Linked DNA regions of Homo sapiens: regions 1 and 3 are each linked to region 2. Evidence: chromatin loops called from intact Hi-C (ENCODE). Cell type or tissue: Calu3. All regions are shown on one strand. Each heading gives the region's core, and the rest is flanking DNA. Links, peaks and the distances in the headings are about the cores only.

The links. A loop is a pair of places that touch in the nucleus more often than their neighbours do. Peaks named below come from ENCODE experiments on the same cell type or tissue, not always from the same donor. Only the 100,000 strongest peaks of a DNase experiment are listed, where the experiment ranks them.
Region 1: it touches region 2 in a loop (25-fold over the local background); 45 of 110 quality-filtered maps call a loop at or near these places.
Region 3: it touches region 2 in a loop (10-fold over the local background); 47 of 110 quality-filtered maps call a loop at or near these places.

The regions. Positions count from the first base shown.
Region 1 is chr12:114,471,428-114,481,753 of GRCh38, reverse strand. No RefSeq gene overlaps it. Among named protein-coding and RNA genes, the nearest start is that of TBX5-AS1, 68 kb to the right of the region's middle. In Calu3, for the core only: no CTCF peak of the experiment used is centred there; no DNase peak of the experiment used is centred there.
Region 2 is chr12:114,160,902-114,171,227 of GRCh38, reverse strand. No RefSeq gene overlaps it. Among named protein-coding and RNA genes, the nearest start is that of LINC02459, 76 kb to the left of the region's middle. RefSeq lists an enhancer at 6,798-7,997. In Calu3, for the core only: no CTCF peak of the experiment used is centred there; a DNase peak (open chromatin) is centred at 4,657.
Region 3 is chr12:114,503,204-114,513,529 of GRCh38, reverse strand. It overlaps the pseudogene RN7SKP216. Among named protein-coding and RNA genes, the nearest start is that of TBX5-AS1, 100 kb to the right of the region's middle. In Calu3, for the core only: a CTCF peak has its summit at 4,820 (motif pointing right); a DNase peak (open chromatin) is centred at 4,829.

The DNA of each region.
Region 1 (10,326 bases), core at 2,973-7,972, 310 kb before region 2:
GGGCACACAGAAACTGAGATTTCTGTCACCTTACTGCAGCTTGGCCACACGGGATCACCCGGCTGTGGGTGATGCACCCTCTAGTCCCAGGATGCTGCAATTCCCACCTGTGTCTCTCTCTGCATTGCTCTGTGTGTCTCTTGTCTATTGCTCTCCCGCTGCTTCTATCCGTGTCTGTTTCAATATCTCACTGTGCTTTGTTTTCCTGTATGCATCTCTTCCTCAAGCTGTCTCTTTCCTTGACGCTCCTCTCTCTCTTTTTATCTCTCTGTACATCTCTCTCTGATGTTCCCTCCATCTTTCCTCAGCCCACAAGCCTCTCTGTGCCTTCCCCCCCATAACTGGCCACTGGGGACAGCTGCCGGCAGTGACCTCAGAGCCCTTTCGTGCCCACTTTGCCTTCCTCCCTCTGCAGCGCCAGCCCTGAACCACTGCTGGAAAGGGAGCTGCAGAATGAGCTCAGCTCTCTTTGGAGAGACCTGCACCCACTTTCTCGCTCCAAGCGCCAGGGCTCCTTGCCATCAGAGGGGCTTCAAAACAGCCTCTTAATAATGAGAACTAGGTTTCCCATGAATCCTAAAAAATGTATTTCGATCCTCTTAGCACCAGGGCAGGAAAAAGACTGGAAGCTCTCTGAAATCAATCGAATCTGCATCTCCCGGGCTTCCTGAACAGGCAGCTCCCTGCACCAGTCGGGACTCTTCCCAGGTTGATGCCTTATCTCAAAGGGAAGGACAGGGAGATAGTTTTGAACTCATCCCCCTTCCCCAGCTCTCCGCTGCAGGAGCCTCAGGTCCTGGAGTCCAGAAGGAAAAGGACTGGGGGACAGCGCCCCGAGTGTGACGAGGTGCTCTCGCTGGAACCCGGGGCAGGCGGAGCTTCAGGAGCACCCAGGATTTCCTGCTCCGAGTCCGGGGTCGCATCGGAGACCCCCAGCTAATCAGCGTCGCCTGCCGGATCTTGCCTTCTCCAGAAGGTGAAGAAGGCATAAATTTTGAAATTCCCCTCGCCCTCCCCTCCCCGCCAAAATGGGTTTAGATTACTCCAGGCAAAACTGTCTCTTCAAAAATTAAAATTGGGAACGGTTCCATTCCAACTCAAATGGCTGAGCAGAGAATATTGCAAAAACTTTCCCAAGTTGCGCAAAAAACGGTTTCACTCCCGGCTCCCGCCAAGCATGTACCTAAAGGGCATTTTTCCAGGCAGACGGTCCATAGCTCCCATTAGATTTTCAAAGAGCTACGAGGAGCCCACCACCGCCACCACCAAAAGGGTGAAAAGGTTAAGGACCCTTACAAAGGTACGCAGCGCCGCGATTACACTTCGAAAGAAAACCTCTGCCTGCCTCCCCGCCTTATTATTATTTTTTTAATCTCCCTCCCCTTCCTCCTCCTCCTCCTCACCCCACCCCTTTTTTCTTTCGTAGCTTTTCTTTGACATTTCAAAGCCTCTCTCCTGGTTTCGATTTGAAGCTCCCGGATAAAATCGATCAATTTCAAAAAAAAAAAAAAAAAAAAATTAGGCAAGGATTCCGGTTCTGGAATTCGAAGTTCTCCCCCTTCCGTGAGGGCGGAGCTGGAGCCAGAGGCAGGCGGGCATCAAAATTTCGCTTGGGCAGGCACCTCACTCCCCCACTACTTCCCTCTTCCCCAGACATTTTTCCCCCCAAAAAAAGAGCGGGATCAAAGAAAAATGTTTAACGTTTTCGGCAAGCGAGCACCAGGCGCCCTGCGCACTTAAGGTCGGGGAGGCGGGATGTTGAACTTGCCCCGCCCATTTGGCGGAGGGTGGACCCCACATCTGTTTACTACCTGAATCTGCGACCTCAGGTATTCCAGGAAGCCGGTCCGGCGACCCTAAAAGACTGCGAGGTGGCCAAAGTCATAAACTGGAAGACAGAAAGCGACTCTTGGATCTGAGACCTAATTCTTGTTTTATTGATTAAGGAGGACGGGCTAGATGGAGTTAGAAACAAGATGAAAAATTGAAAAGTCCCGCACGAGTTCTCTTCCGCTGGCCTTCGCCTTCCCAACAGCTTCTGTGCTTCTCACCCCAGCTCACCTCTGTGGGGAAGGGGACGCCCAGGGAGGGGAGGTGGAAATTTGTGAATGTGGCCCTTACAGGAAATTCAAAAGGAATAAGGCTAAGGGAGCAGAATTAAATCTCATTTTATTTAGTAACATCGTGGGCTGCAGGTAAGAGGGCGCTATCCTGGTTATTGATTTTTTCTTAATGTAAAATTTTTACGTTTTGTTCATCGTGGGATTCTTTTTGTATTCATTTTTGGCGTTTTAAATATACTGCATTAAAATATTATTTGTCTTGATTACCGAGATATTTTCACCATCTTATTGGCCCATGCAAAGCCTCATTCTGGTCCCTGCCCTCTTAGCCAGGGCACCTGAAAGGGGCCCTCAAAGTCCAAGTCTTGGCTGGGAAACATTTGGGGGTTTGGGTATCACTGAGAGGAACACGCATTTAGGAAATGAAGAGAAGGAGACAGAGGAGATTTTAAGGGCGCTGAGCTTGTTTTCTGATTGGAATCCCCGGGTCAGATCAAGGCAAGAGAGAAATCTTATTTTCCTCCCCTAAAATGTGACTCCGTTCACTGTGACATTTCTGGCTGTGATTGAGAGCAGGGAGGCTCGGCCATCTGACGTGAGGTCAGGGGCCTGGATTTTGTTCCTGGGAGCCCAAATCAAACTTACTGTGTGGCCTGGGACAAGCTGTGCTGTGCTGAGACTGTAGCCTCCTTAGCAGATTTTTTTTTTTTTTAATGGAAAAGACCAGCCAGAGACATCCAGAATATGTTAAATAAATCAGTTTTCCAAAATTCTTCTTGGTTTAAGAGTAGGTTTCCCCTACAAAGCCTCTATTTGATTAAAAGGCTTGTAATAATGGTTAAGCTTTAGTGAGTGTTTGCCCCAAGTCAGACACTTTGCCAGTCGTTTTTAAAGCATTATCTCTTTTAATCTTCACAACAGACCCAGGAGGTAGGAAGTATCTTTCATTCCTATTTTACAAATGAAGAAACTGAGGCCAAGAGAGGGGAAGTAATTTGTATACAGCGGCTGAATGGTGGACTTCAGAGATCAGGCAAGTTTCCTCCAAAGATCCCCTTCTTGCACAATACATGTCTGTGAAATTTTCACTGCATTTGCATTTAAGAACATTTGAGGACAATGGAAGTGTGAATGGATTTGGAGAGGGAATGCCACCTGCTCTAGAAGAAGCCGCCTTGGGATCTGCATTTCTGTACCTCGAATTGCCCTTCAGAGCAGCTTCTTCCTTGCCCGGCTCATATCCCCCAGAATGAACTAACTACACTGCCATCCAAAAACAGCTGTTTTTTAGCCAGTAACAACCCAGGCATGTACTCTGTGTACCAGAGCGTTTTCAATAAGCCACAGATCCTTAGGCTGAGAAAGAAGCCACTGGAGGTTCAGAGCCAGGCACGGGGGATGAGGCAGACAGAAAACATAAGACGAGAAACTGGGAAACAGGGAATGTCCTGATGCTGCCTAAAATTCCAGGAAAAAAAAGACACACAGTGGTTAGAGGAATGGGTGCTGCAGCCTGAGAACCGTGGAGAGGAAACGATGCTGGTTGGTTCCCCATTCATAGCCTTTGGTATCTCTAGGGTATTTGTTTTTGGAGAAGAAACATCTGTGAGGGTAAAACACTTCCTGAGTGAAGCAACTGTGTACCACAGAAGTTGGGATCCATCTAATTTTCTGTGATGCCTTCAATGCAGAAGTAAACATGATTAGACTTTTAGTTTTTCATACAAATACTTTTTTTGTTTGTTTGTTTGTTTGTTTTTTGTTTTGTTTTGTTTTGTTTTTGAGACAGAGTCTCGCTCTGTCGCCCAGGCTGGAGTGCAGTGTTGTGATCTCAGCTCACTGCAACCTTTGCCTCCTGAGATCAAGTGATTCTCCTGTCTCAGCCTTTTGAGTAGCTAGGATTATAGGCATGCACCACCATGCCCTGCTAATTTTTGTATTTTTTAGTAAAGATGGAGTTTCACCATGTTGGCTAGAATGGTCTCAAACTCCTGACCTCAAGTGATCCACCCACCTTGGCTTCCCAAAGTGCTGGGATTACAGGCATGAACCACTGTGCCCGTCTACAAATACATTTTTAAATGTATTTATAAAGGTCTTTCAGATTTGGGGTTCAAACAGAAAGGTCATCAGAGATCAGATTGGCAGCTGGAAATGGATGACCTATTAAAAATCTGAATTATCGTTCCCTGTTGTTAATGATTATAACTTTAATTCAGAGAGTGCTTTAAACACATTTCTCCTTTTGTCTTCAGGCCATAGCTCTGTGTGATAGATAGATTAACAAGTCATTCCTTTTCACCTGTGAAGAAACTAAACCCAGCAAGGTTAAGTTGCTCACCCAAAGTCACACAGCAGTAAACAGAAAAAATAGGATTCAAACCAAGTTTTTGTGGAACCCTAGACCCATGTCCTTATCCCACCCCAGGGCCAGGGGCTAAGCTCATGGAACAAACTCCACATTTTGCAAGGCAGTCCAGGGAGTGTCAGAGATTCAGTGTATCAAAGAAATGCCAGATGTGATTTCTGAAGGCAGCCCCAGAAAGTTCTCTCAATCCTTTCTTCTGGCTGGGAGGCAAGAAAGGAGCTGAGAATTGCTGTCCAGGATAGCCACAGTGCTCAAAAACATGGGGCAAGGGACATACGTGTTGAGAAATAGACTGCCACTGACTGAGCAATACGATCCCCAAGTGAGATTTCTCAGTGACTGTCACTTGTCTCAAAGAGACAGCATTATCCAATCTCTTTGAGCCAGAGCTTAAAAGAGTAGTCAGCATTTGCTGAGAAACTGTGTGTGATTTTTTTTTTTTTTTTACCAAAGTGCTAAATCATTTCTCTTTCTAATACTCCAGTGAGGAATTCTCTTTCTAATACTCCAGTGAGGAATTGTCTGGGCAACCATGCACAGTTGTGCAGGTCATGCACTGTACAAAAGGGATGTCATTCACATCCTTCTATCCTTGCCTTTGCACATTTATATATATAGCTGCCCCTCAGTATCCATGGGGTACTGGTTCCAGGACTCCTTGCAGATAACGAAATCTGAGGATTCTTCCCTGATATAAAATGGCATTGTGTTTTCATATAGCCTACACATTGTTTTTAATGCTTTAAATTACCTCTAGAATACTTATAATACCTAATACAATGTAAATGCTATGTAAATAGTTGATATACCATATTGTTTAGGAAATAATGACAGGAAGAAGAGCCTGTATGTGTTCAGTACAGGCACTTTTTATATTGTTGTTTTGAGTATTTTCCATCTGCAGTTGGTTGAATCCCTGGATTCAGAACCCGCAGACAGGGGGCTGACTGTATTTAATACAACCATTTTCCAGAAGATGGCAGTAAGGTGTCTTGTTTTAATGACAGCATATTATGACAAAATTCCAATGTGGAAGTAAGGTGACTTGAGGGAAGGGTGCCTTCTTCTAATTGCATAAAGACACAGTATGGGTAGTGACCCTGGCTATGATCATTTTCACATTCACAGCTGGGCACACTGAAAAGTGGAGTGCCTGACTTACGTTCACAGAACTGGTTAGAAGGTAAGTCAGCCGTCAAACAAGCCCATAGTCTGGGCTTCCACCCACTATACTGGAGCTCCTAGGAGGTTGAGAAACAATTTGGAATCACCCAAATCTGGGTTTAACCTCTTCCTCTCCTGTTTAAAGCTGTTGTAAAAAGTGATTCATACCCTCTGAGCCTTGGTCTCTGCCTCTGTAAAATGGGTAAAATAATAGTTCCTCCCACAAGCCTAAAATTTATATGGAACCACAAAGACCTTGAATAGGCAAAGCAATCCTAAGTAAAAGAAGCAAAACTGGAGGCATCATACTACCTGACTTTAAAATATACTACGAAGCTATAGTAACCAAATCAGCATGGTAGTGACATAAAAACAGACACATAGACTAACGGAACAAGATAGAGAACGCAGATATGAATCCACACATTTATAGCCAACTCGTTGTCAACAAAGCTGCTAATTACATACAATGGGGCAAGGATAGCCTCTTCAATAAATGGTGCCGGAAAACCTGGATAAACATATGTAAAAAGAAGAAACTAGAGCCCTATCTCTCACCATATACAAACATCAAATCAAAATGGATTAACAACTTAAACATAAGGCCTGAGACTTTTAAACTACTAGGAGAAAACATTGGGGAAATGCTCCAGGACATTGGTCTGGGCAAAGATTTTTTTTGTGCAAGACCTCAAAAGCACAGGCAACCAAGGCAAAAATAGACAAATGGGATTACATCAAGCTGAAAGGCATCTGCATAGCAAGGTAAAGAATAAACAAACTGAAGAGACACTCCACAGAATGGGAGAAAATATTTGCAACCTATATTTGACACGGAATTAATCACCAGAGTATCCTGCAGGAGCTGGATTTAAAATAAAAATAACCAGAATACATAGAAGTTCAAACAACTCAATAGAAAAAGGGAAAGGAAGGGAGGGAGGGAGGGAGGAAAGCAGGAAGGAAGGAAGGAAGGAAGGAAGGAAGGAAGGAAGGAAGGAGAGAAAAAGAAAAAAACAGGTATATGAAAAACTATTCAGTAACTCTAATCATCAGAGAAATGCCAGTCAAAACCACAATGAGATATCATCTCACTCCAGATAAAATGGCTTTTATCAAAAAGACAAGGAAGAACAGATGTTAAGGAGAAAAGTGAACCCTTATGCACTGTTGGTGGGAATGTAAATTAGTACAGCCACTACGGAAAGCAGTAATAGAGGCTATTCAGTAAACTAAAAATAGGCCAGGCATGGCAGCTCATGCCTATAATTCCAGCACTTTGGGAGGCCGAGGTGGGTGGATCACCTGAGGTCAGGAGTTCAAGACCAGCCTGGCCAACATGGCGAATCCCCATCTCTATTGAAAATACAAAAATTAACCAGATATGGGCCGAGTGCGGTGGCTCATGCCTGTAATCCGAGCACTTTGGGAGGCCGAGGCGGGTGGATCACGAGGTCAGGAGATCGAGACCATCCTGGCTAACACAGTGAAACCCCGTCTCTACTAAAAATATAAAAAATTAGCCGGGCATGGTGGCGGGCACCTGTAGTCCCAGCTACTTAGGAGGCTGAGGCAGGAGAATGGCATGAACCAGGGAGGCAGAGGTTGCAGTGAGCCAAGATCGTGCCACTGCACTCCAGCCTGGGTGACAGAGTGAGACTCCATCTCAAAAAAAAAAAAAAAAAAAAAAATTAGCCGGATATGGTGGCATTTGCCTGTAATCCCAGTTACTCGGGAGGCTGAGGCAGGAGAATCACTTGAACCTAAGAGGCGGAGGTTGCAGTGAGCCGAGATCATGCTGCTGCACTCCAGCCTGGGCGACAGAGTGAGACTCTGTCTCAAAACAAACAAACAAAAACAAACAAACAAACAAAACCCATAAAAATAGAATTACCATATGATCCAGCAATTCTACTTCTAGGCATATCTCCAAAAGAAAGGAAATCAATATACTGAAGAGGCATCTGCGCTCCCATGTTTATTGCAGCACTGTCCACAATAGCCAAAACATGGAAGCAACCCAAGTGTCCGTCAGTGAATAAACGGATAAAGAAAATGTGAGCTATAGTTATATAGATCTCACATTGGAATATATATATACACACACACACACAATGGAATATTATTCAGACATAAAAAAGAATGAAATTCTGTCATTTGCAGCAACATGGATGGACTGGAAGTCAATATGTGTAGTGAAATAAGCCACGCACAGAAGGACACATGTGCCACATGTTCTCACTCACGTGTGGGAGCTAAAAAAGTGGATGTCATAAAGATAGAAAGTAGATTTGTGGTTACCAGAGGCTGGGAAGGGTGATGGGAAGAAAAGATAAAGAGAGGTTGATTAATGATAAAAATATACAATTTGATAGGAGAAATAAGATGTAGTGTTTGATAGATCAGTAGGATGACTATAGATCACAATAATTTACTGTATATTTCAAAATAGCTAGAGGAGAATAATTTGAGTGTTCATAGCATAAAGAAAAGATGAATGCTTAAGGTGATGGATAATCCAGTTACACTGATTTGAGCTTTACAAGTTATATGAATGCATTAAATTATCACATGTATCCTGAAAATATGTATATCATCTATTATGTATCAATTTATAAAACTTTAAAAATAGTCCCGACTGCAGGAAAAAAGAGATAATGTAAGCAAAGTGTTTCATTCAACACCTGGCATGTAAACATTGACTAGCGTTACGATGAATTGTGTCTGATTTGTACATGGTTGAATCTTTTTCTTTCATGTGTCTTGAATGGAAGGATTCCAGACCAAACCCTACCTCCCAGCACACAGGATTGAGAATGTTAACAGGCTTTCTAGTCATCATGGTTCCTGGAAGGGTCTCTTGTTTGGGGACATTCTGTCATGTCTATTTTCAGTCCTATTTTTCTTCAGTTTGCAGCTGGATATGGAGGAATTATTGGGAGGGGGGAACTAGATGATTTGTCCAGCTGTGGCTGCCCTGAGTTCTCTGAGAGACAGAGAGAGAAAGGGGGAAAGAAAGACAAAGAGAAGGTGGTAGAGGGAGTTTGTCAACCCGGCAATATTCATGAAGCCCTAAATTTCGCAAATGATGACTTTAATAATTCAAACCCAGCAAATGTCTGGGAAAGCCAAAGTACCACCTCATTCAGCACCTTAGTGACATTCAGAACTAAGAAACCTGTCCTCTCATTTCAGCCTGATGATGTCACCAGATGCAGATGATGGAATTTCCACAACCTCCCCCACAACAACAAAATTAAGTTATTAAGACCGCTGGGGAACTTACAATTCTTAACATTTATTATATAATTGTTATGATTATTACCACTCTAATTTATTTCCCTACTTAAAAATGTTCTGGCGACTGTAACTCATTTTAGGCTGATCCTCGCAAACCGGGAGACCTTGGATTATTTAGAGAGAGAGAGAGCGTTTAGCCAGGTGCGCGAGTCTCAAATTTCCTCAAAATTGCTGCAGGGCCTCACTCAATATAGAAATAAGCAAAAAACAGTGTGTGCATTATATCAATATTATGATAATGTGCACTGAATGCGGATCATAAGTGATTAATTCGGTCATTTTCCAAGTTTATCCCTGGGGGTTTAGATCCTAAAGAGCCCATGAATGAACACAAGCACCCACATAATCCCATCTTCCTAGGGCTCTGTGGAAAAACACTTTAATGCAAAATGAGGAATGAGAAATTAGGTATATATAGTAGGAAAAGCAGCTTTTTAATTGTAGGCTTCGTCTTGTCTCTAACCTGTGGGCAAAGCGGGGGGACTCAGGAGGTAGAAAGGAAATAAAAGTGGCTGAATCATATCATTATGTGGTATTTCACCAGTATGTTAATATTATAGAAATGAAAAGCTCTTCTATGGAGAAGTTTGCATCTGAGGTTAAACTGAGTATTTGATCTGAAGGGCCTGTGAGTAGGAAAAGAAATTGGACTCCTACATGGACAGTTAAAATGCCAGTGGATTTATATTAATTGAGCCATTGAATGTTTTATGTTCAGTAAATGTGCTACCCTGTTATAATGATGATATTAATATTAAGAAGAGTTTATTGAGTATTTAATATGCTCCATTGTGCTAAAACAGTGATTCTCAGTGGGGAAGGTGATCCTGTTCCTCCTTCCCTCCCCCAGGGGACATTTGACAATGTCTGGAGACATCTTAGGCTGTCACAGCTGGCGGGGGTGCTGCTGGCATCCCATCAATGAAGGTCAGGGATGCTGCTACGTATCCTTCAATGTACAGGACAGTCCACACATCACAGAGTATCCAGCCCCAAATGTCCATGTGCCAACAGGGAGAAACCCAGTGCTAAGGCTTTGCATGCATCAACTCATTTAATATTTGCAACAATTTTTCAAACTAGATATTACTAGTTCCCCCATTTTACAGATGAGGTAATGAGGCTTGGAGAAGTTAAAAGGACTGTCCAAGGTCATTCAAGGACTATTGGAGGCATTGAGAAAAAGACTCCCCTCTTGTCTCTGTTCACAGCTGGAAACAAGGCAGAGAAATGCTCCCAGATAATCCATGAGGCTCCCATCTCATGCTCCCATGCAAGCTCAGGTGTGTGGCCCATGGAAGGTTCTACCTCCAGCCACCTACCAAATCACCTCTGTGTAGACAGAATGTACCCCAAGCCTGATAGACAGGTATGCAATACTATCTGCCCTGAGCAAATTCTGAAAGAATATAAACCAATCTATCAATGTTT
Region 2 (10,326 bases), core at 2,135-7,134:
GCATAAAGAATAGACAAACTCTCTGTAAACCTGGACTCAAGCTCAAGACCACCTCTAGTCCTAGCCATTTGCATTTGACTTAAAGTACCCTGTGGGAGACGAGTCTCTACATCTATGCATTTTCAGTAATAAGCAAAAGTCTTCAAATGCTTTTAGGAAGTATCCTAGCCATCCTGAAATGTGATCTGTCTAGGTGATATCTTTAATCTAGAGGATTCCCCGGGGGATCTCCCTCTCACATGCCTGAGGCTTTCTAACACTTAGTGCATTCATTTTGTAAATTTGAACCATATACCCCGGCGTAGAACTTCATCCTATCTAACTCATGCTCTTAAGCCTGAACACAGCATAGGGTTTACTGTAACTTCAGACTTGGGAGTCCAGGAAGACCTCTGAAAAGTAGCATCTAAACAAATGTCTGAACTATAATGGATTCTGCAAAGATCTCAGGAAAGCATCCAAAGTAGAACAGCTAGTGCAAAGGTCCCAAGGCAGGAATGAGCCTGGGACAAATGACTAGAGCATAGTGTGTGTATGAGGGCAGTGTGTGCTTAGAGGCTGAGGGTGCAGAGAGGCTAAGCTCTATAGTTCCTTATTAAGGACAAAACAATAAGCTTTATCCCAAAAGTGGCACGTTGCTTTCCCTCAATCACTGTAGCTCTGAATGGACTTCAGGGAGTAAGATGAGGTATTGGTTAGGAAGCTATTCATTTCCCAGGTGAGATGGGACTTTGATCAGTAAGGATGAGACAAAAGTAGATTTCTCCCTTGAAGAGGTAACAGGATTTGAAGGACTAGACATTGGATGAGGGGACAAGAAGAAAATGCCAAATCCTAATTCTGGGCTAAGCAGATAGTGGCAGCATCAACTGAAACAGAAGCCTAGGGTAGGAGAACATGTAAGTGACATGAACAAGCTGTAGAACTTGATGCTGCTGGGGCTGAACCTCTGACTAGTCATGTAACTTTGACACAGGTCAGATCTCAAGTAACACTTAGCTCCTGCAGCAGGCAAGAGGAAACTGACACACAGGATGTCCATAGATCACATGAGGTTTCCAATAGTACAGTGGTCCTTGGAGATGAGTTAAGGGTATTCACAGGAGTTGGAAAGCAAAGCCAGTAACTGAAACATTTACCCCATAGATACTTAAAGCCCCGAGTAAAGGCTTATAAGGCAAAACTAAAATCTAAATAATGACTGGGTGTAGAGTCAAGCTTATGGTTCAGCTCAGTGAAACAAGTCATAGACCGAATCAAATGATCCTAAGATCCAAAACCAGGCAAGTCGCAAGTAGATAAAAAGTCGAGCTTTTGCAGGCTTTGCATTTCTCCTATTTGACTTGAGTCATGAGTATGCGTTACTTACATCGAAAGTGAGAATCAACCCTTACCCTAGGCAGGGAGGTCTAAGAAGCTGAGCTGCTGATCATGGCAAGCAAACTTAGCTGCCTCTGGGTGTATGAGTCACTTAGCACCGTCCCCCCCACCTCCCAAAAAAAATTTCCCAAAACTCCTGGAGGTGTCTAAGCTAAAGTTGCTTCAGCTGTGTTGGCCACCTATTCCTGGGAAGTCTAACTTCCTCTTCAGGTCCCTTTAATAGTTATAAAGATGAGTGCTGGGGGTCCTTGAGTCATTTAGCCATACCCTTTGGACATACCCTTCTTTATACAAATAGGGGAAACTGAGGCCTGTCTAGGGGAAATTTCTTGCTCAAAGTTTTGAGCTAGCGTGGTCAGCCCTAGCTCTTGAATTAGCAATGATTGCCCCGAATCTTCAGGTCCTCCCTTTCCCTGCTACTCAGAGCCCTGATGAAATATCTACATTAATTGATTAATGCTGTGAATAACTATTCCCATTAGAGATAAATAATGCATGCTCTTAAGGCTGAGTTCTGGCATGGCATTGATTGAGAACAAGGAAGGATGGGGTGGCTGTCCACACAATGAAGTGTCTTCTAGAAATTGAAGTGACTGTCCAGTAGAGAAGATACAAAAGCCATGTGCACCTGGGTTTCGGGAGAAGCAGCCCACAGGACAAAATCCACTCCAGCTTTCTTCTAGGGCTTCACCTCCTGGCCCCTTCATCTGAGCCTTGATATACAACATCTCCTCACTGCAAGCCTTTCTTAAAATGCCTGCTTTCTCTTATCCTTTCAGAACGTAACCGGCACAGGGTATGTGCTCAGTTCCAGGCCCAGGAGCCTGACCTAATTGTTAGGGGGTAAGTAGAGAAGTCAGACTATATAAGCCTTTCAAAAGGCAGTGGATTACCCTCCCTGGGAAACCTTTTATAGGTAGTCTCCTATGGACTCCCACAATCCCCTGACCTCCCTTAGCTGAGGGCTCACTGCACTCTCATATCCCAGGAAGCCAAGTGGGTTGGAAAGCCCTCTAAGCAGAGGGAATACCCTGTGCATAGACCTGCGGGGCAGGTAGTACAGAGCCTGTGCAAGGAGAGACAGCTGTCCTAGAGCTCAAGTGAGCTGTAGAAGAGGGCAAGGGTCAGAAGCTGTGGTCTTGAAAAAGTGTTCAGAACACCGGATGAGAAGACATCCCTTCAATAACCACCATGGAATAAGCCTCAAGATCGTGTGGTGTGGTTCTGTCTCTCCAGGTAGGCTGAATATTGAAGGTAGGCCCTCTGGGTTCCTGCTGTGCTGACAGGCCACTGATGAAAGCAAGGTGGCCAAGCACAACATCCTGGAATATAACCTAGAATGGAGGGGAGAAACTCGGGGTTGACCCTCGGGTGAAGCAAGAGTATGCCTGTCAGCAACACCACTGTAAAACGGAAGTATGCTCTTGGCAGAGCATAGACTCCTTAAGCTCACATGCATCTGTAGGAGTCAAACTTCTCAGTCCAAATCCAGTCCTTAGCAAACTTAGCTAGGGTTAGTCTAGGCTGAAGACAATGCTAAAATTCTAAGCTTTTAGTCAAGAGGTCTTGGCTGGCTTAGTCTGCTGTGAGTCAGATGTTAGCTGCTGCTGTTCTCAAAGGCAGCTTGCCCCAGTTCTGGACTTTCAAAGTCTATTTGTCTTGCTCCACCCTCACAAAAGGGCTCTTGATTCCTATTAAATCCAAGACACAACAAAGAGCTGCGTGTACCAGACAAGCTCTTGTCTCCAAGTATCTTTCTCTATCTCTAATAACCTTAATAGTGAACTAACTTCAGGCTCCTGGCCCACAGTGGATGCTCAAATGTAGATCCCACAATATTGGGTGTTCTTCTTGATTGACATCCCTCCTAAGGGAACTAGTCCTAAATGTAGACTGAGATTCAAATTCATGCCTTAGGCGTTGGCCTCTGGGGGGTGAGCTTCACTCACAGGGGAGATGCCAGCTTAGAAGTATCTTATCCCAAGAAGTCCTCTCTACAGTCCAAATGGTACAGACCTCAATGATGGTAACACATCCTAATGCCCGAGGGCCTTCTAAAACTATACTGACAACTTCCAGCCTCAGCTAGATGAATCAACCCAATTTGTTCCTGGTCTAGTAAGACTCACTAAGAATCATTTCAAGCCTCTGCCTTTATCTGCAACAGAATAGTAGACAAAATTGCACCATCTCAAAGGTATTACCTGAAAGGCTGCCAAAAATCCCCACAACCAAGCTCAGTCTCCCTGCAGTGCTTAAGCTATGACAAAGCACAGACATAACAGACATAACTAATACAAATAGCCTGTTTTCTATTGCTGCATAACACAAACTTAGCAGCATAAAACAGCAGCTCAGCTCTGTAGGCCAGTCATCCAGGCAGTGACTGAGACTGTTCTGGTATCCCAAGGCTGAAATCAAGGTGTTAGCTGGGCTACATTCTCATCTGAAGGCTCTAGGGGATGTGTCAGCTTCCAAGCTCATTCTTGTTGGTATAACTTGAGTTCTTAGAGTGTAGGACTGCAGTATCTTTGTGGCTGTCAACTGCGGGCTGCTTTCCTCCGAAGGGCTTCCCGCATCCTTTGCTATGTAGCTCCACTTTCAAGCCAGCAACTGTGTCGAATCCTTCTAGGCTTTGAGTCTGACTTCCCTTTAAAGGGCTTGTGTGACTGTGTCAGGCCCACCCAGGACAATCTTGTCCTATAACAGAACAATCATATGCATGATCTCATGCACAAGGTCTGCCCACTCGAAGGGTTATATGAGGCATACCCACATAGGGTATGCCTTGGGCCACACCTGTGCGGATGCTGCTCTACCACTTATGGCATCCCCTGCTAGCCTCCCTGAGGACAGAGATGTTGGCTCTCACTGACCCCAGCACCTGTAGCTGGAACATGAGATTCTGGAGCTCTGGGGCTGAGTCTCATCTTCAGGGACTTAAGTATGTTCTACCAGATAATTTCTCTGCATAGACGCAGCTTTTAAGACATGAACTCTACATATCCCAAATTAAGAAGGCTGCCTAAGACTAAAAGCTGCATCCTTCCAGCTTGTATAATGTCCAAAGCATACCTAAGTCTCACTTAAACTAGCTCTGCTACTAATGCTGTCATCACTCACAACTTATACTTATAGGCGATAATGAACTAGACCTCTCCTGACACGACTTCCTGGCTGTGGTGGGAGAAGAACTCTCGAATGCCCCTTGTAAGAAGGCGCAAAAGGATTCCTCCTGAGATCTTAACTTCGCATGGAAAAATCCCTATGATGGGTGAGTGCTGCCCCCTCTAGGTCAGAAGGAGTCCTTGTGCCAGCTTTGTACTCACCACCCAAGAACTCGAGTGTCCTTTATAGTGGTACACTGAGACCTCACTACCTTCTACCCTCGAGAGGGAAGTAGCTCCTGGGCTGTTGTCTCCAAATGTTTGCTAGGATTACCTACTCTTTTCCCCCCCCCTTTATGTTCTTGTAGAATTGTAGGGACCAGGGCAGTGCCACATCAAGGGCAAGGAAACCAATCCTGACAGTCCTGAGCCCTCCCTTTCCTATTGAAAATGGAGTGAGAATTGCTCACTGCATGGCAAGTCCTGCCACCATTCCTCCCTGCACCAGTGGTAGACATTGCTAATCCATCACGGAACTTGGCTTATAGTGAGCTTCTACATGGATCTGGAGTTCTCCATATTCCTGGCAGCTACTAGCAGTTGATTGCAATATAGCAAACACTTGGTATTCCCTAGGGAGTCAAGAGGATGGGTTGTAACAAGTCTGTTTTCAACATTCTACACTGCTGGAACAGTAGTGCTCTATGCTCTGAAACAATAGCTGGCTCAGCCTGGTAACTTGTCTTTCCCTGAACCTCCCTTGGGTGAGAGTAAAGAGGCCAGGCTCTGGAAGTCCCTATCCTTACCTAAGCTCAATGTGGTTATGAGGTTGGAGATGGCAAAGTCAAAGACCTCCAAGATGAGATTGTCTTGGGCTCATGCATCAGTTTTTGGAGCGAAGCTGCACAACTTCTAAATGTGAGACCAGTGTCTTCCTAGTCTTTCAATGTGAGGTTTTGTGAGGAAACCTTGTCTCGCCTTCAGGGATGTTTTAGTCTGGGTTTTGTTGCCAACAGCTGTGTTTGTGTGAGTCTCTTAACCTTTCACAAAAGCAATGAATAACTGCCTACCTTAGGGGTTTCGGGGATGGTGTAGTGTAGCAATTGGCGGCTGTCAGGGTCTCGAACGGGGCAAATCTTCCCCTAAGGCTGAGTAACCTTTAACTCTTTCCAGGGGGTCTCTGTCTTCATCCTTGTAACTCTCCCAGCTTTCATCTTTCAGCCCTTCAGGGATACTGAACTCCTCCGGCTAACAGGTGACCTGTGGGTGACTGCACAGATGCTCCTGAAACCAGAACATCAAAGCCCATCCCAGGCTCGTGCTAGCCCTCCAGTGATCCAGCAATGACAAACTGCTGCCAAAGGCAATGATGACCAAGCCCCCAGCCCTCTGGGTACTGCTTGCTCGATGGCCTCCTTCCACATACTGTATTTAAATCCAAGCTCACATCTCAACTTGGGACTACAGAGCCTGAGGTGAGGAACTATGGAATCAGGGGGATGGCTTCAAATCTACTGAAGCCTAACTTTTAAGCCCTCAAGATGTGAGGCTGCTAGTCCAAGACATCTTAAAACAGGATATGAAAACAAATTTCTTAGCCTAGGAATGTAGTAGAGTAATCCTTCCAACAGATCGCTGAATGCCTGCCATGCTACAGAGATTCTTTGTGCTGAGGATGCAGTGTGGGAGTGTCCCTGCTTGCATGAAATGTTCTGGATGAACACACGATGTCAGGTAGTGATAGCCCTTATGAAGGAAAAATGAAGTGGGCATATAAGAATGTCTTGGACAACAATGTCTTGAACTTAATGTCTGACCCTGCCTGAAGTTATGATCTTCAGTAAAACAACTTGACCATGCCTATCCCACCCACAAAAAAAAATCCACCGTCAACTCCTGGGGTGCATGCTTCCACCCTTGGGGCACTTACTCTACATATTCTTCAGAGGGTAGAGGAAACCTTCAACCTACAACTGAGAACTGAGGGTAGTGAGTAACTGGACTCAGAAAGTGAAGTACCTCTAGTATCTGGCAACTCCCTGAAGGGCCATCACAATGGGAAGAACATGAAGCCTAATCATCCTGGAGGACTTCTAGCCTTCAGTTGAAGGAGTCTAGCCTGCTGGTTTTCTAGTTTGTGGGATACACATGGTTGGCCTGGGGTTTTCTGAACCTGTTTCTAGACACAGGTCCATGAACTTCAGGGCAATGACTTCATCTGGCCCCAACAATATTTATTGGGCTAATGTTTGACTTAGCCCCTGGTGCCACACAGGGGAGAACGACTCGTGTGTTAGTGGGAGCAAGAAGCAAGTACTACTGCGTGAGTACTGGGTCATAACTCGGAAGCAAAGAATATGCTATATAACAGCATACATCATGGAAACAAAGTGGAACGTCCTATATCGTGCACACATGTGGAAAAAACCTGTGTGATGGGGTCTGTCATAAGGTTATTCCATCTTTCCTGAAGTGGGATGAAGATGTTCATGGTACATAGAGGCAGATACTCATTGCTATATGCTCAAGTTATAGCTGGGCACTAAGGTGGTGGTAGGTGGGGTGATATTGGGGAAAAATAGGATGCTTTTCTATAAGCCACAGCCAGAAAGGAAACTGAACACAAGTGGCATCTCCTGAATGGCCATATAGACTCGAGTCACCGTAAAACCTAGCTTGACTGCTTAGTTATGTGCTTCATGTGCTTGTCCTCCACAGTATGAGTCAGGATGGACTCATCACCCTGTTGACCAGGATGGAAGGCAGCTATGTACTCCACACTCCTGGGAGCCTGCTGTGTAGCTGAGGGAAGTGAGTCATGGGTACCGGTCTACAGAATCCTCCTACTGTGTACTTCCTGTTTATGTGCTTCCTCAAGGGACCCAGGTAGAAGGAATTGTCTTAAAGGTCCTGGTGGAATTGAATCGAACTGAAGCAGCTTTGAAGGCCTGGCTTCTTGGAGGCTTCCAGGCTCTGGTCAAGTCTCTTCTGACCTCTGTTCTATAGCAAAAGAAGCTTTCCACTTCTGTCCTCCTTGCTGTGTGGTTTTGTCCTTAAATACACCTCCAGCTTGACCCAGCTCCTCCTCTTCCAGGTCCTCAGCAGTCAGCCAGTAAGCTACCTGCTCCAGGGTCAGGTGGTCACCTCAGCCCAATCAGCTGGTCCTGAATAGTGATTGTGAGGCATGACAACATGGCCTAACTGGGAACAGGGGTCTGGGCAGTTTGTGCCCAGGGACGATGGGTAGGCAGGGAGATGCTTATCCTAGTACCTTTAAAAAAAAAAAAAAAAAAAAAAAAAAAATAGTAGTAATGTATGGTCCAGGAAGAGACAATCTCAGGATGACTGTCCCCAGCATCTAAAGTATGACTCAGGAGCAAGGCTTCAGTCTTGTAGCTAGAAATGCCTGCCTGCCCCTGTCTCAGGTCATGGGTGGGCCCAGATGAATGCACGGATCCTCACCTCTCACCCCGAAATAGATCTTCACAAATCGTGAACCCAAAATGAACACTTAAGAGGTGCTTTACATGGACAGTCTCAGGCTACCCTCTTTGGAGGTATGTATAGGGAAGGTGGACAAAACTTCAGTTTTTCTTAAAAGTGCAAGTGACAGGGATCTGCTTTCTCTGGGCTTGGCTTTCCTATTTCCAAAACATGGTCGGTCTTGGTGACTGTTCAGTGGAGTGAACATCTTTATTTCAACAGGAACAAACTATTGTATAAGTGGTCACAAAGCCCAGTTGACTGATCAGTTATGTCCATGCCTTCTGGTTCTGCCCATTACTGATGGTGTTGACATCCTCAACTACAGGAGTGGATTTGTCTTATCAGTTCACATTTCATCTTGATGCTCTTAGGTACAAAGACAACTTCTTGGACTGTCCTTGCATGTAATGCTCACTATCATTCATGACAACTTTCTCTGCTCTAGTCAGCTCCAGGTTTCTTTTGATTGAACATGTCACACCTTTCTCCCTTCTAAACTGACTTCATATTTAAGTGGATTTCTCAGTCCAGTTCTAATAGTCTGAAACAAGTCAACAGACTAGCTTAGTCATTTCAATGGCTTGTAATGGCCTATAACACACCTACCCCCAGACCAAAAGCTGTTTATTCCCTTGGTTTTTGGCCCCTAAACCCACTGCTGAATAAGCACTGTTGCCTGTAGGTCTTCAAGCTGGTGCTCCCATTACTATGGCATAGATTTCCAGAACTGGGGCTGCTGGATTTCAAGAGTGTTTAGATATAACTAAGTCTTACTAGCTGTTGGCCAAACTGCTTTCCAAAAAGGATAATTCATCCCCCACTGTGAATGCATAAACTCTTATGAACAAGGCACAGCAAGTTCCTTTATGTGTGATAGTTCTTACCTGTGAGATCCTATAACTTCCTCTGGTTGTTCAACATAGCATTGTGGAGCAGGCATTTCATGTTTCTCTGTCCATCCCTGGAACAAGGAGTCTTAGCCAGGGCCTCAGTGTTCTAAATGGAACAACTTCTCACTACCCCCTTCCTGTAGGGAAATGGAGACCAGCAAACAGGCTTTTGTGTTGTGCAGGTGTTCCTGAATCTCATGCTTGGAAATGGGACTCAAAGGACTCTTGAGATGGAGACGGGCAGGGAGTCTTCCATGCAAAGCTAGTTGCCTCAGAGCAAACATTCTCAACTTGAGGCTGACTTACAGTTGCATGGGGTGTGGGCTTTGACCTTAAGGGACTTGTATCAATGCTGTTCTTGGTTTAAAAACCTTACCAGGAATGTTCGAAGAACACAAATCCTGCCCCTTGACAAAATGGATAGGGGAGACGCTAATCAAGGTCTGCTTCTGAGCCCCACTTGGCACCTAACCTTCTAGTAGTATAAAGGCACTAACAGATACTATGTGCTGCTAAAACTCTCCCCTCCCTGAATCTCAAAAGGTGTGGTATCTTGCAGCCAGAAGTGAAGACTGAGCTAGTACTAAGCTCAGGCTATCTGAGCTACATAGCTCAATTCTCCACCTTTTAACAAATCAGAGTATCACGTATCATAGTCCCCTAACAATCTTGTAAATGTGACTGTTTCTAACTAGATTGAGTTCCACAAGGGGTGGAGACTTCTGTTGACCACTCAATCCTACCTGGGCCAGCACAGAGCAGGTACCAGGCATTGTCTGAACTTGAACACAAGCCACTCTTCCCCAGTTGCCCCTTTCCTAAGAGGGAAATCTCCATACTTCTGAGCCTTAAGGTGGCATGAGATTTCTTGGCTACCTTTATTTTGAAATGCTACTTAAGGGGATGTTACCATCATGTAACAACTGATGCTCACAAAGTAAATATGCAGACCTCATCTCTGTTCCTAGGATAGGGTCTCACATCTGTAAGTGTTGGAGGCTACTACCAAAAGCTTCATTTGTGGCTTGGAGTACCACCTCTAGCCCCACAGGATTGTATACTGAATGAAAATAGCTCTCTAGATGGAAGTAGAGATGCTCACAGGAAACCCAGAGTAGCTCTAGTTATGCCTTACAAGAAGGGTGGATGAAAGTTAGCTTACGTCTAAGACTCCTAAATACTTATAGTCCCATATTATATCCAGGCAGAGTTCCCATATCATGATAGGACTCTGAACTGTCATATCTCAAGACCTTGACTCAGCCAAATATTCTACACCCATAGGAGGCTATTCTTCCAGCCTTCTTCATTAAAGCAAGCCTAGCTTTAGAGCAGAGGCTACATTGTTCAGTTATACTGATTTAACCCCATTTTTCTGGAACCTGTGTCATGCTATAAACTAAGTTTGCTTTGGGATCTCAAGCATAAGCCCTTCTAGGACCAAATCCCATAAGTAAGGGATA
Region 3 (10,326 bases), core at 2,354-7,353, 340 kb before region 2:
ACTCATCACTCGAAGAGAGAGGTGTCAAAGAATTGACAGCCGTTAAACACACACACACACACACCCACACACACACACAAAATTAATATATTTTATATATTTGCATATATTTTACGTAATACATATATATATATAGGCATTGAGTCTTGCTCCATCACACAGGCTGGAGTGCAGTGGCATGACCATAGCTCACTGCAACCTCAAACTTCTGGGCTCAAGCGATCCTCCTGCCTCACCCTCCCAAGTAGCTAGGACTACAGGTATGTATCACCACACCTAGCTAATTTTTAATTTTTCTTGTAGAGATGAAATCTCACTATGTTGTCCAGGCTGGTCTCAAACTCCTGAGTTCAAGCGATCCTCTCACCTCAGCCTCCCAAGTAGCTGGGACCACAGGTGAGTGCCACCACACCTGGCTAATTTTTTGTATTTTTGATAGAGGTGGGGTTTCAACATGTTGCCCAGGCTGGTCTCAAAGTCCTGAGCTCAAGCCATACACCCACCTTGGCCTCCCAAAGTGCTGGGATTACAGGTGTGAGCCACCATGCCCAGCCTAAAAATATTAGCTTTTATCAAAGGGTTTGAGCCCCACTGGTGCTGTCTCCCTTTTATGAAGGGGGAAGTAGGTGCTGTGGTGAACAAGTGAAAACCTGAGATCACACAGCAAGCTAAGAATCAGAGCCAGGACTAAAAACCAGGTCTCCAGGCACCAGGGGCTGTGTCTCTTCCTCAAAGTCTCACGACCCTACAGAGGGAAGTAGAGAAGGTGGCCCCTGGCTCAATTGCCAGACAAACCCCCAGATGACCAGGCCCTCCTTTGACACTGCATCAGGGCTTTCTGCCTCCCATTCATTAACTCAAGAATGCATTTATTCAGCAATACGCTTCCTGGTGACAATGCTTGGACACGAAGATCTTTAGTTTGGGAGGTAGCCAAATTGGAGCTCTTGCCCTCTGAACTCATGTGGGTGAAGGTCTCAAGAGCACCATCTGCTGAGAGAAACTGACAAATGATATGGAAATGGCAATTTCTCAAGCATCTTGGCTCCTCGTCAGGTTGGGAAGTCACATCCTAAAGGTAGAAACCTACACACCCAGCTTGCTGCAAAGACTGGGAGTCTCCATCCAAGGCTCTCTGGTTGGCCAGGCTCAAGGTATTCACTGGTAATTAATATTATATTAATATGTTTGAGCATTTAATCCAGCCATGTGCTTTTTTTTTTTTTTTTTTTTTTTTGTTGAGATAGAATCTCACAGTCGCCCAGGCTGGAGTGCAGTGGCACGATCTCGGCTCACTGCAACCTTCACCTTCACCTCCCGGGTTCAAGCGATTCTTGTGCCTCAGCCTCCTGAGTAGCTGGGATTACAGGCACACACCACCATGCTCAGTTAATTTTTGTATTTTTCATAGAGAATTTGCCGTGTTTCCCAGGCTGGTCTCGAACTCCTGAGCTCGGGCAATCCGCCCGCCTCAGCCTCCTAAAATGCTGGGATTACAGGCGTGAGCCACCGCGCTCGGCCTGCAATGTGCATTTTCTTTCTTTTTTTAATTTTAAAATATTAAATTTTTAAATTATTTTTAAAAAGCTTTTGTGGGTACATAGTAGGTGTATATATTTATGGGGTACATGAGATAGTTTGATACAGGCATACAATACATAATAATCACCTCAGGATAAATGGGGTATAAATCATCTCAAGCATTTATCCTCTCCTTGTGTTACAAACAATCCAATTATACTCTTCTAGTTGTTGTTGTTGTTTTGCCAGTCAGATGGTTTAAATGCGTTCCTTATTTTTCTTCAACTTTTAAGTTCCAGGGTACAGGTGCGGGATATGCAGGTTTGTTACATAGGTAAACATGTGCCACGGTGGTTTTCTGCACAGATCAACCCATCACCTAGGTATTAAGCCCAGTATCCATTAGCTATTTCTCTTGATGCTTTTCCTCCCCCGGCCCCATCTTTTAGTTATTTTGAAATGTACAATAAATTATTGCTGACTGTGGTCACCCTGTTGTGCTATCAAATACTAGATCTTATTCCTTCTATCTAACTCTATGTTCACATCCATTAACCATCCCCAATTTCCATCCACTCCCCACTGCTTTTCCTACCCTCTGGCAACCATCATTCTACCCGCTATCTTCACGAGTACAGTTGTTTTCATGTTAAACTCACATTAATAAGTGAGAACACACAAAGTTTGTCTTTCTGTGCCTGGCTCATTTCACTTAATATAATGATCTCCAGTTCCATCCATGTTGGTGCAAATGACAGGATCTCATTCTTTTTTGTGGCTGAATAGTACTCCATCATGTATGTGTACCACATTTTCTTTATCCATTCGTTTGTTAGCAGATGCTTAAGTTGCTTCAAATTTTGGTGGTCGTGAATAGTGCTGCAATAAACATGGAAGCACAATGTGCATTCAATCTTTACAATAGTAAGTAGCAATATTATTCTCATTTTGTAGATAAAGTGGAGCCATAGAGATTTAAGATCACATGTTCATACAGATTTATATCCGAATTAGCCTGACGCAATATCTCCTTACTATAAACTATGCATCTTGACACTTGATTTTATTCCTTAGAGCATTATAATGCTTATACTGTACACCGCATTCACTTGCCTTATGTTGCTCTCTATTTTTTTTCAAGGATGTCAAACTTCCTCCCAGCCATTCGGGGGTACCTTGAGGTCTGGGACTAAGCTGCTTTTCTCTCGTCTCTGGTGAAGAGATACAAATGAATACTTATTAAACGTAACTCAGAATTAACTATTTATCTCTTTGCTTCTGACATGGAAATGTAGAGAAGTTATAAACTACCTCATACATTTAGATAAATTGTTTTTCTACAAATATTCTATGGGGTTTAAAAATAACAGCAAAAGATACAGCCATCCCTCACAACTGTAATGGCAATAAGGAAATATGCATTCGTGAAATTTATTAATAATTTCCTATCTCCAGAGAGTCAAGAATTTTAACTGTATTGTTTTTCCAGATCTGCTGACAAGTTGCAAACTTCATTTGAGTGGGGCTCCACATTCTCTTCCACTTCACCACTGACAAGACCATTTGCAAACAAATCCAGTCCCACCAATGGGATGTTCTATATGCAATTTTTTAAAATTATACTTTAAGTTCTGGGATACATGTGCAGAACGTGCAGGTTTGTTACATAGGTATACACGTGCCATGGTGGTTTGTCGCACCCATCAACCCGTCGTCTACATTAGGTATTTCTTAAATGCAATTTTAAAATCTAGTTCCCAGAGACCATAATTCCATCTTTTCTCTTTTGTGCCTTCGTTCCTCCAAGGAGTAGACTAGTGTGGGAAACAGAGCTAAATTAAGGATTAGAATACCTGGTCTCTTTGATTTTTTTTTTAAATCTTCTTTTAAACTATAAAAAATATTCTTTAAAAATTATAAATACATATATTCAGAAAATGTGTAGCTCAATGACCTACTGCAAAATCAACACCCACATAACCACCACTGAGGATTTGTGTGAGACACCGGGAAAGTCACTTGAGTGACCAGTGTCCCCAGCTGTTTGAAAAGGATCTTCTTAAACCATAGTACGTTTTATTTATTTATTTATCTAATTTTATTTTTTAAGTTCCGGGGTACATGTTCAGGATGTGTGGGTTTGTTACATAGGCAAACGTTCGCCATGGTGGTTTGCTGCACCTATCAACCCATCACTTAGGTGTTAAGCCCAGCATGCATTAGCTCTTTTTCCTAATGCTCTCACCCCACCCCATCCTCCCCCGACAGTCCCCAGCATGTATTGTTCCCTTCCCTGTGTCCATGTGTTCTCATTGTTCAGCTCCCACTTATAAGTGAGAACGTGGCGTTTGATTTTCTGTTCCTGCGTTAGTTTGCTGAGGATAATGGCTTTCAGCTTCATCTATGTCCCTGCAAAGGACATGTTCTCATTCCTTTTTCTGGCTGTATAGTATTCCGTGGTATATATGTACCACATTTCTTTCTTCAGTCTGTCATTGATTGATGGCCATTTGGGGTGTTTCTATGTCTTTGCTATCGTGAATAGTGCTGCAATGAACATGGGTGTGCATGTGTATTTATAAGAGAATGATTTATATTCCTTTGGATATATACCCAGTAATGGGATTGCTGGGTCAAATGGTATTTCCGGTTCTAATCATAATATGTTGTTTTTAATTACTACCTCCTACTCCATGAGTTGGATGAACTATAATTTATCAATGTCTGTATTGTTGGCCCGTTAGGTGGTTGTTTTCTTCTTTATTACGAATAACCTTCTAAGAAGTAGCTTGTTCCTCAATCTTGTTCATATTCATAGTGATTCCTTAGGAAAAACTCCTAGAAAATGAATTTCTAGGTCAAAATGGAATGATTTTAGAGCCTTCGCAAGGCACACAATTAGTATGAAGAAGAAAAAAATGTTCTATTACCCGAGTCTATTTTGCCAAATAAATTTGAGTAATAGAAAACATTTACTCATTGAATGAAGATGCTGTTTTTGGGAACAGACAATCCAGAGGGAAGCATGCAGGCAAAGAATGGTCTACGTTGGAGGTAAAAATATTTCAAGTTGCCATTTTCAAAAATTGTAGTTTAGTTCAAACGCTCTTGCTTCCACAAGAGGCTTTGAAACAGTTTAACATGAAAGCACCAGCATCATGAAGTCTAAAGCCACTCCAAGCAGAGCACAGTGGCCACAGCCAAGTTGCAAAATTGCTTTTTAAAAGCACTCAACACCCAGCTCATGGTGAAAAATGTCTTTTAATGTCCAGCCAAGACTCGGCCGCTAGAGGGCACTAACAATACATATTTCCAGGCAGTACCAACACCGCATGAACCGAGGTTGGTTTTCTGTCCCTTTCCATCCCATCAGCCAGAAACACAAAAGGACAATGGCCCTGCAAGCTGCCCCAAACCAGTGGAAATCTTCTAGCAAATAGGCCAGAACCTTTGCTGCCATGGGTCTTCTATCTTCCAAATTCTGATAACTTTAATATTCTGTGAAAAAACGTGTAGCTTTAACCATGAGAGGAAATCTATCAGCATATGGGGGGAGAAACAGACTTTGCTCAAAATAACCTGTGGCTTTTTGAACAAAGTTTTTGATGACTTTTTTCACTTCTGATGAATCAGATTCACTACTGAGTGACATAACCCTCATCAATTTCCTCTTTCTGCACCATTTGGCTTCCAAGGAGGTACTCTTGGCTTTTATTTCCTGCATGTTAAAGGAAATTTAGTAAGATTGATGGCTTAATGTGTAGCCAAATATCATACAACCTATAACCGGAGTGTTTTGTAACTATTAATAATTAATATGAGATGGGTACCCTAGTGGGTGATGTGCTTATTCTTGGCATCCCTAAAAGAAACTCCAAATCTCCAGGCTCTTTGAGCTGAGAGATAGGTGATAAATGGTAATGAATTAGAAGAATTAAATGCTTTCTAAGTCCCGCAGTGTTGGGGTTGCTAACACTGTATTTGTATAATGCTAGCATCTGTATCTGTTTGCTGTTTCTCTCAACAAAACACACACCTGGCTTCACTGAGGAGGACAGAAATGCCCTTAGACATTTATCCTATACCTCAAACCAAAGTAGGCTCTCTCTGAGCAGTCTAAGCTGTCTTATTGACCAGGCTTCAGATTCCGATCCTGGCTTCAAAGAAAATTCGGCTCCTCCGTGAGCAGAGGGGAGAGGAAGAAATCAGTCATTGGCTTTAAATTGCCCTGTAGCCTTTATTCTTAATTGAAAAGGTGCCTGGAATGCTAATGTTCCCCCCCCAACATTAGGCCTAAAGAAGAGGTACAAGTAAAGGAATTTGAGTCCAGTTTTGAAAATGGAGGTGCATAATCATTCATGACCCCCATTTTAGCAAATGAAGTTACCCCACATTCAGAAAATATCTTCTTGGTTGCCTCTTTGGCTACAAAGACATATGTCTTCTTTTTAATGGTCTCTTCATTTATCCTCAATGAGTTTCTGCACCTCTGAGCTTGAGTCTTTTTGGTTATCAGCAAACCACAGGAGCCTGATAATTTTGGAAGGGGCACATTCCGATGAGAAAGCACCTATCTCCATAACTTTCCGCTGCGGAAGAAGAAGAAAATGCCTTGGCAAAGATAAATGACTCTGGTTTTCATTCAGATCCAACATCCATCTTGGCAAAAACTAAAATCAGTTTGCAGGGATTAAAAACGTGGCATGGAGGTTAGACAGTCATTCCAGCAGACAAAGGTCTGTGAAAAGATAAGCCTAATTCTTTGGAAAATGAGACACATTGACTGCTAATATCTTGACTTTCTTCACATCCTTTTTTTCTCTTAAGAGAAGTTTCTCCTCTATGCTTTCCTTTTCTTGCTTGAATGTTTATCCATGGAAATGCTGGGTTATTTAAACCAATAACAAATCTCTAATATTGCTCTTGGCCGAAAACTTCTGAGAGAGGATGTGACAGAGACTTTCTTCAGAAAACAAGCACGTGAACTTCCAAGATGCCAGGCAGTACCTTAGACCCCATTAGAGCACAAAGAGAAAGAAACACATTTAATCAAAGAGCCTTTTCCCACACCCTCTCCTTTCCCCTGCTCAGTGTTTTGAATCCGCTGAGTGTTGTGTCAACGTTGGTTCCTAAGTTTGTGGTTTGTCAGAAGGGTTCAAAGGCAGCGTCTGATATTTGGATGTAGTATAACTCAATGGAATGTCTTGATCGTGTCTCAGAAATGCACTGCCATGAGGCAACAGGTCAGTGATGGAGGCCAGAAAAATAAAAGACTGCCCAGATTATTGGGGGAAGTTTACTCTCAAGACGGGGCATCACAACCACCAGGCTGAGGAAGTCCTCTCTGTATTGCTGGCTTTTCTCCTGCTCTTTCTTGGATGCATTTGTGTGTTTAAATCTTCTAAGATCTCTGGTCTTAGAGACCCAGAACTTGACAGTAAAAACTTACTTTGGATCAGAGAAGTTCCCAATGTATGGGCTACAGAGAATTTTAACATAAATTTAAAATGTAGTGCATTTTCACCTAGTGTGGACGCTTAAAACTGAATGCCAATAAGTCTCCTGGGATCTGGATACAAATGATAGAGGAAAGGGCTATTAAAACTTTGTGTAGGGTCAGGTAGATATTTAACGCTGAATTAAAGATGGGTAAACAAAAGCCTGAGATGCACACATAGAATCTAGAGAGATCAAGTGGCTTGCCCAGGGGCACTTTATAACTGGTAGTGATGATGGTGGTGATGGTGATGGTGGTGATTATGGTGGTAATTATGGTGTTGATGATGATAGTGGTGCTGATGACAGTAACAATGATAGTAGTGATGGCTGGTTTTAGTGCTGATGATGGTGGTGATTGTGGTGATGGCGGTGATGGTGATGATGGTGTTGGTGAGGTGGGGGTGAGGTTATGGTGATGGTAGGGATGATGGAAGCAGTGGTAGTGATGATAATTGTGTTGTGGTGGTAGTGGTAGTCGATATGATGATGGTCTGGGGGTGATAGTAGTTATGGTGGCAGTGGTGGTTGTGATGACGGAGGTGGAGGTGATGATAAAGACTAGATTTCCAAATCTGAAGGTTCCTAGTACCTATATCTCTTAGACCTTTAACCTGCTATGTTTTATCAAAGGATGTTGGAGTCAACATCTGCCACCCCATTGATCACCAGAGTTGATTTGGCTGATCTGGCTGGTTATGTGGGTGTCCCCTTCCTCCTTCACCACTCAATGGGCATTCCTTCCAAAGCTGCCCGCTCAGTCAAAGAAGACAACTTTAACTGATAGTAGACTTGTAGGAGAGCACACAGAATGTTGTAAGGGTGTTGTCAAGTTTTAATGTTTAATGTGTCAAGTTTATTGTATTTTTTCATGATAAAAATAATAAAACTCATTGAAGTATATGTGAAAAATATATAAAAGTTAAAGGATAAATAGCAGGTATATCTGAGAGGCACAATTTCAGGGCATGTTTGCTTCTGGTTTTCAATATGTATGTTTTGGAGGACAATTTTTTTTTTTTTACCACATATTGGTTTTGTTTTTGTGATCCAGAAAAAGAAAGAATTTGGAGTGTCAATAAGAGCCCTTATTGTAATGCTTCTCTGACACAATAGTGTCTATATAATTACTCCGATATTGTAAATGAGAAAACCGAGAGTCTAATTTGCCCCGGTATCCTACCGAGAATAAATGGCAGGGCCAGAATTCAAACCCAGGTCTCCGTAACTCCAAAGTCATGCTCGTATCCAATGTATGTCACTGTCTCCCGAGGGTGGCCCTTTAGGTCATCACAGAAACACTGTCCCCAAGGATGACAACTCAAGGATGTGAGGGCGACCTGGCTGCAACATCTGCCACCCCATTGATCACCAGGGTTGACTTGGCTGATCTGGCTGGCTAGGTGAGTGTCCCCTTCCTCCCCCACCACTCAATGTGCATTCCTCCCAAAGCTGCCCACACAGTCAAAGAAGATGACTTTTACCGATAGAAGAGGGCTGTTCTTAGCCAAGGGTGTAGGAGTAGCAGCTCTCCCCTCCTAGAACCTCCAGACAAGCCCTCCAGAAGCCTTACAATGTGGTCTTCTGATAGTTTTTATAATTCAGGCTTCTCAGACCAACTCATCCTGAGTTTTGTTCCAAAGCAAATGTTGCTTTAGCAAGATTCTAGTGAACTTGGGGTCTAGTCTTCCTGGAATCATAGTCTTTTAAGAATTGGACATGTTCTCGGCAGGCTTCTATTCCAAAGTCTATCCTTAGTGCAGAAATGCTTTCTTAACATTCCAGGTAGACTGTCCTCACTTTGTTCATGAATGCTGCCTTGACAGGGAGTTCTTGCTCCCCAACAAAGACACACACACAAGAAGAACTCTCCCTTTTAAAACTTCAACCACATGTTCAGCTGAAGTTGACTTCCCAAGTAAACTTCATCAATTACTCAGAATGAGGCTGTTTTCTCTTCAACAGCACAATTCTCTACATATTTGTGGGCAGCAGCTTCTGTCCCCAGGATTTGCAGTCACAGACCGCTTCATCTGTTTGTCTAAACTTCCGGGATCCCTTCCTCTTGGTATTTCCTGTCGTTCACAAACACTGGAACCCCAGACCTGAATCCTAGTGCTGTTCCCATCAAACAGAACCTTGGTTTAGATGCTATTCTGTGACTGCAGCCCCACATGCCTCTGAGTTATTATTTTATTTATTTTTTTATTGAGATGGAGTCTCACTCTGTCACCCAGGCTGGAGTGCAGTGGCATGATCTCGGCTCACAGCAAACTCCGCCTCCTGGGTTCAAGCGATTCTGCTGCCTCAGCGTCCTGAATAGCTGGGATAACAGGTGCACAGCACCACGCCTGGCTAATTTTTGTATTTTTGTTTAGTAGAGATGGGATTTCACCATGTTGGCCAGGCTGGTCTCAAACTCCTGACCTGAAGTGATCTGCCTGCCTCGGCCTCCCAAAGTGCTGGGATTACAGGCATGAGCGACCATGCCTGGCCAACTCTGAGTTATTTCTTTAAACAAATTTATTGAGATATAAATCACACACGTCATACAATTCACTCCTTGAAAGTGTACAACTCAATGATTTTCAGTATTTTTACAGATACAGACAACTATCTCCACGGTCCATTTTTGAACATTCAAAAAGAAACACTGTGCCCTTTAGCTGATTCCCCTAACCCCTGTCCCTCCCAGCCCTGTCAATTAGGGATCTGCTTTCTCTATATATAGAATTTCCTGTTCTAGACATTTTATATGAATGAATCTTGCAATATGTGGTCTTTTATAACTGGCTTCTGTATTAGTTCGTTCTCACTCTGCTATAAAGATACAGCCAGAGACTAGGTAATTTATAAAGAAAGGAGGTTTAATTTACTCAAGTTTCACATGGCTGGGGAGTCCTTAGGGAACTTACAATCATGGAAGAAGGCAAAGGGGAAGCAAGGCACATCTTACGTGGTGGCAGGAGAGAGAGAGCCAGAAGGGGAAAGTGCCGAATGCTTATCAAACAACCAGATCAGCTGAGAGAACTCACTCACTCTCACAAGAACAGCAAGGGGGGAATTCACCCCCATGATCCAATCACATCCCACCAGGTCCCTCCTTCAAAAAATGGGGATCACAATTCAAGATGAGATTTGGGTGGGGACACAGAGCCAAACCGTATCAGCTTCTTTCACTCAGCATCATGTTTTCAAGTTTCATTCAAGTGTGGCACATGTAGGTACTTCCTTCTTCTTATGGCTGAATAACATACCATTGTATGGATAAACCATTTTGCTTATTCATTCATCAATTAATGGACATTT